2 separate regions of the Homo sapiens genome follow, and region 1 is linked to region 2. Evidence: read pairs that join two places in POLR2A ChIA-PET (ENCODE). Cell type or tissue: K562. All regions are shown on one strand. Links, peaks and the distances in the headings refer to the core of each region. The heading gives the core; the rest is flanking DNA. Region 1 overlaps MARCHF6 (membrane associated ring-CH-type finger 6). Region 2 overlaps LINC02213 (long intergenic non-protein coding RNA 2213).

What was found. Peaks named below come from ENCODE experiments on the same cell type or tissue, not always from the same donor. Only the 100,000 strongest peaks of a DNase experiment are listed, where the experiment ranks them.
Region 1: POLR2A ChIA-PET joins it to region 2 with 6 read pairs; 4 of 35 experiments call an interaction of 5 or more read pairs at or near these places.

The regions. Positions count from the first base shown.
Region 1 is chr5:10,413,759-10,416,686 of GRCh38, forward strand. It overlaps MARCHF6 (membrane associated ring-CH-type finger 6), which reads left to right. Exons shown (of 26, transcript NM_005885.4): 20 at 675-744; 21 at 1,730-1,911. Among named protein-coding and RNA genes, the nearest start is that of MIR10397, 13 kb to the left of the region's middle. In K562, for the core only: no CTCF peak of the experiment used is centred there; no DNase peak of the experiment used is centred there.
Region 2 is chr5:10,506,499-10,509,426 of GRCh38, forward strand. LINC02213 (long intergenic non-protein coding RNA 2213) reads right to left here. Exons shown (of 3, transcript NR_134289.1): 2 at 1-77. Among named protein-coding and RNA genes, the nearest start is that of LINC02212, 5.2 kb to the left of the region's middle. In K562, for the core only: no CTCF peak of the experiment used is centred there; DNase peaks (open chromatin) are centred at 1,223 and 2,743; H3K27me3 peaks cover 309 bases.

The sequences.
Region 1 (2,928 bases), core at 282-2,781, 93 kb before region 2:
TAATTCACTACCAGGAGAACAGTATGGGGGAAACTGCCCCATGATTCAGTTATCTCCACCTGGCCCTTCCCTTGACACCTGGGGATTATTACAATTCAAGGTGAGATTTGAGTGGGGACACAGTCACACCATATCAGCTTCTCAGTACAGGAGCACTAGTTTATATGGCTATTTACATTTCAATTTAATTAAAATTAAATAAAGTTAAAAATTTCATTACTCATTTACACTAACCACATATCAAATGCTCAGTAGCCACATGTGGCCTAGTGGCTACTGCATTGAGCAGTGCAGATCTAGACATTTCTGTCATTATAGAACATTTTAATTGGATAGCACTGTTATTTGATTAAAAGGTGAATGTTTTTAATTTGTAATGTTTTAATAACAAGGGAAAATTTAAGGTGAATGTTTTTTTTTTATGCTCTCTGATTAAAACATTTGCCATTTACTTGTGGGATGTATCTGATTATGTGAGAATGGATACTTATTTTCATTTTGGCCTAAATCATAGGTAATTTTACTGAAAATAAAAATTTTATGTGAAATTGCAGGAAACCTGGCAACGCAAATATAGATGATTTCTTTTTAATGGGAAGATTGTGTTGATTCTTTGATAAAATACATTGAGCACGTGTTCTCTATTTATGCACTCCTTATGTTTTACTTTGCAGATATTTCTGTTGATTGTCTTCATGTGTATAACATTACTGATTGCCAGCCTCATCTGCCTTACTTTACCAGGTATGAGCTTGTGCTAGCCTTCAGCTAATAGCATCATTAAGGTTATTTATTTAGCTATTTGACAGAGTCTTGCTCTGTTCCCCAGTCTGGAGGGTAGTAGTATGATCATAGCTTACTGCAGCCTTGAACTACTGGGCTCAAGCAATCCTTCCACCTCAGCTAGGTCTATAGCTCTACTTAGGAATTCAAAAAGTATAGTACCATATTAGGAAGACAATCTGTGGAAAAAATATACTGGAAATTTGGGTCTTACTGTTCTCTCTAGCCTATTGAGAAGTAATCATATAAAGTAAGTTACTAAATTATGTAAATGGTCTTATCCAAGTGATTGTTGTGGGATGCTATAGAGTTTATTCCGAACAACTTTTTGTATGAGGCACTCCCTTAGACTGCTCTCAAATCCATTTTTCACATTCCAGCATATTCAGATAGTCTTAACTTTTTCTAAGAAAATTAATATGGTATTCTTTGATTATTGTGCTTTAAAATGTTATTTTGCCCACTCCTTATTAAAATAAGCTTAGTTTTCTGTCTTGATGAATGAGCCAATTGGAAGATAGTTACTCTAAATTATTTGTAATGTTTCTACATATTAAAAGTATTGACATCACAAATAAGAGAAGAAATTCCCCACTTTTGTCCTATTATTTGCATAACAGTTTCATTTGGTGATAAAAACAATGAAAACATTAATTCCCTCAAAAGCTTTTTTAGACCTAAAAGAATAAGTAATTGGCATGACAAATCAGAGTGTATGTCCCAGTAGAGCTCGCCTCCATTGAACTTACCTTGTTTTGGTTGTGATTTCATCAAATTGTGTACTCTTTAGACATTGTGATTTTTGTCTTTTGTTTTTTTGATGAAGACATTGATATATCGAATGTGATATCTTTTTCCTAATGTGAAAATACTAACATAACAACATGAAGATGACAATTCTCTTTACCTAGCCACATGTCTCATTTATCAGCTTTTCTATTTTCAGTATTTGCTGGCCGTTGGTTAATGTCGTTTTGGACGGGGACTGCCAAAATCCATGAGCTCTACACAGCTGCTTGTGGTCTCTATGTTTGCTGGCTAACCATAAGGGCTGTGACGGTGATGGTGGCATGGATGCCTCAGGGACGCAGAGTGATCTTCCAGAAGGTTAAAGAGTGGTCTCTCATGGTATGTGTGTGTAATACAAGACTGATCTTGTATGTTAGGAATAGTGAATATTTTTCCAGTCATCTTAAATTTTTTTTTTTGGCACATTTATTTCCTTACTATATTGTTTCAAGAGAGTTGATTTTTTGAATTAGAAGAAATACTCTTTCAAGATAGTGGCTTTCTGGTTCATTCTTGTTCAGAGTCCTACGTTCAGATATATGAGGTTTAAAAGAAAAACAGGTTGGGCACAATGGCGTATGCCTGTAATCCCAGTACTATGGGAAGCTAAGGCAGGAGGATTGCTTGATCCCAGGAGTTTGAGACCAGCCTGGGCAACAAAGCAAGACCCCATCTGTATTTTAAAAAGTATATGTATATAATATATTTTTACTGGATCATTTAGTAGCATGTTTTTCTTTATACACGTGCATGCACACACCTACACATGCTTATATTACTTACTTAAGGGCCTTACTGGACACTTTGTAACATTATTGCTCTCAGTAACACATATGACTCCCACAAATGTAGGATAAAAAAAATACTGTAAGATGATTATCTGAGTGCAGTGATTTATGTCTGTATGTGTGTAATGTTGGCTGCAACTGGTAACTATGCTTAGGTTACTGCTTACACCTTTTCATTTGTATAATCAACTCTTAATTTTTTATCGATTTATATTTTGATTTTGATTTCATTAGAAGTTTAATATCCATTTAATATTAATGTTGAAGAAAAATATAAAATCCATTTTTATAGTGAGAGATTCATTATATATTATGGAGGGGTATAATTGCTATTTAATCCATAAGATAATGAGACAACCATATTTAAAATACAGAATCCAGCTAATTCCAGTTTTCATTTGATAGTCTTCCACATTATTAGAAAGTGCCATATAGAGAAACAAGTATTTTGTCTTCCATACACATCATATTTAGTCTCTTGTTGAAACAGGTGTGTTTTCTGAGGCCACCTGAAGTAAAAGAGAGGTCATGAGGATCCAAGGCCACTTTAAATCATTTTTTTTTTGGT
Region 2 (2,928 bases), core at 259-2,758:
TCACAGCTTTATCCATCTTGTTGAAATATAGATTATTGGCGACATCCCCAAAAAGAGAGTTGTAGAAGAGAAACGCACTGGCAGAATGACAGGCAGGTATTAGTGTGGATGACAATTGAGTCTAAAGACATTCTTAACAGCAATCTTCCATTGATAGCCTACTTTATTAGTTCATCAGAATTTTCATTCCCATTTGTGAGACAGGGGAAACTGAGGATCAGAAAGATTATCTGGTGATTTGATTTCTGAAAAGATAATGCTTATTTAGCAATTCCTCCAGGAAGCCATCAGAGTCCTCATCCATACAACAGATGCGCAGTAAGTGATGAATTTTGCTGTGAACACCTGAGTTGGAATTAGTCATTGATTGGGCTCCACTCCATGAGCAAATGAGGTGAGGGGGCCAGATACACACAGATAATATATTTTCTTATTTCTTCCATTGCTTGTCCATGTTCCCATGGATTTTTTTTTTTTTTTTTTTTTTTTACAGAGTCTCTGTCACCCAGGCTGGAGTGCAGTGGCATGACCTTGGCTCACTGCAACCTCCACCTCCCAGATTCAAGTGATTCTCCTGCCTCAGCCTCCCAAGTATCTGGGATTACAGGCACCCGCCATCACGCACGGCTGATTTTTGTATTTTAAGTAGAGATGGGGTTTCACCATGTTGGCCAGGCTGGTCTCGAACTTCTGACCTCAGGTGATCTGCCTGCCTCGGCCTCCCAAAGTGCTGGGATTACAGGCGTGAGCCACCACGCCCAGCCTTCCATGAATATTTTTAACATTTTACTTTGATATAATTTTAGACTTAGAGAAATTTACAAAAATAGTATAGAGAGTTCATATATATCCATTATCTAGCTACCTATAATGTTATAAATGTATATAACTATGGAACAATGCTCAAATCATATATATCCATTATCTAGCTACCTATAATGTTATAAATGTATATAACTATGGAACAATGCTCAAACCCAGGGGAAAAACTTTGATACAAGACTATTAACTAAGCTACAGACTTATCTGAATTACACTAGTTTTCTCCCTGTGAAGTAAAGGATTAACTCAGCAGGCTTGGGGTGTTCAAACCCTGCATCTCCCAGAGAAAGGACTGGCCCTTGACTACCTTCTGGGAGACAAACTCTAAGCCCTTGAAATATCCTGCCTGATGACAGTCTTTGTTTACTTGGGCCCTTGGGCCCTGTCAGATAGTCGGTAATAACAGCGTGATTTATGGTGGGGAGTCTTGGATCTTGCTGTATCCGTTTGACCTCTTGAGGAACTGCAGACTGAGTAACTAAGGTCAGCTATGAGGTGTTCCATGCCTCTATAACTGATCCCTAATAAAAAACCTGAGCCCCAGGCTTTGAGTGAGCCTCCTTGGTTGGCAATACTTTCTGTGTGTTGTCACACATCACTGCTGGGAGAATTAAGTGCTGTCTGTACAGTTTCTCTGGGTGAAGACAACCAGAAACTGGTGTTTGTCTCTCCTGGATTCTGCCCTCTGTGCCCTGTTCCATGCTAACTTTAATCTGTATCCTTTACTGTAATAAACCATAACTGTGAGCATGACAGCTTTTTAAAGTTCTGTGAGTCCTTCTGGTGATTCACTGAACCTGAGTGTGGTCGTGGGGACCTTTGGCATGCTACCTAATATCCTTTTCTTTCTTTCTTTTTTTTTTTTCTGAGAAAGAGTCTCACTCTGTCACCCACACTGGAGTGCAGTGGAATGACCTTGGCTCACTGCAACCTCCATTTCCCAGGTTCAAGCGATTCTCCTGCCTCAGCCTCCTGAGTAGCTGGGACTACAGGCCCGCACCACCATGGCCAGCTAATTTTTGTATTTTTAGTAGAGACAGGGTTTCACCATGTTGGCCAGGCTGGTCTCAAACTCCTGACCTCAGGTGATCCGCCCACCTCGGCCTCCCAAAGTGTTGGGATTACAGGCATGAGCCACCACGCCCGGCCCTAATATCCTTTTTCTATTCCAGGATACAATCCAGCGTCCTTTATTGTTGGTCTCCTTCATCTCCTCCAACCTGTGACAGTTCCTCAGTGTCTTTGTCTTTCGTGACCTTAACACTTTTGGTGACTACTGGTCATTTTGTAGAATGAACCTCAATTTCAGTTTGTCTGTTTGCTCATGATTCATTGAGTTCATGTAATTTGGGAAAAAATGCTTTATATCAGATAACTGGGATTTTTAAGGAGAATAAGCTCTTCAGTACCCCTGTACACACACACACACACACACACACACACACACACACACACACACACACACACACACACACACTCTCTCTCTCTCTCTCTCTCTCTCTCTCTCTCTCTCTCTCTCTTTCCCTATCAGCTGGAATTCCCCACCACACTAAGGCTCTCTTGCAACACTGGCTCTCCACCTCTACTTTCGCTATTCAGTTTTATTGTCAAACCTCGGATGAAAGAGAACCAGTGGCGGCCAGTGTTAAAGAGAAGAACTCAGCTTTCCCTGTTAACAGAGGCCCTTGTGCATCTGGTGGTCATAGCACTCCTCACATTCCTTAATTGACCCTCACCCCAGATCGCTGGAGCAGGGATGTGGCGGACATTGACTCTTTTGTCTGCTGAGGGTAATAGTCAACCTTCTTCTGGGAGATGTTCCTTCTTCCCACCATAACCACATGGCTCTAAAGAGAGCTGCCATGATCTAACAGACTCTCCCCACGTGGCCACCACTGATTGGTCAGAGCTGGGCACCTGACCCTATTGGGGCCAATTAGAGCCCTTCCCTGGGATTTCTGGGCTTGAGAGGAAGCAGCACATTCTTCCCCTGGAGGGTCCTTGCTTGTGGAAGAGCCAGGCTAGAGTAGGAGGAGTTGAATTCAGACAGAGGCGGAGATGAGCACTGGAGAGGGAGCCTGGCTTTGTCCCAGGTGTATCTGGAGG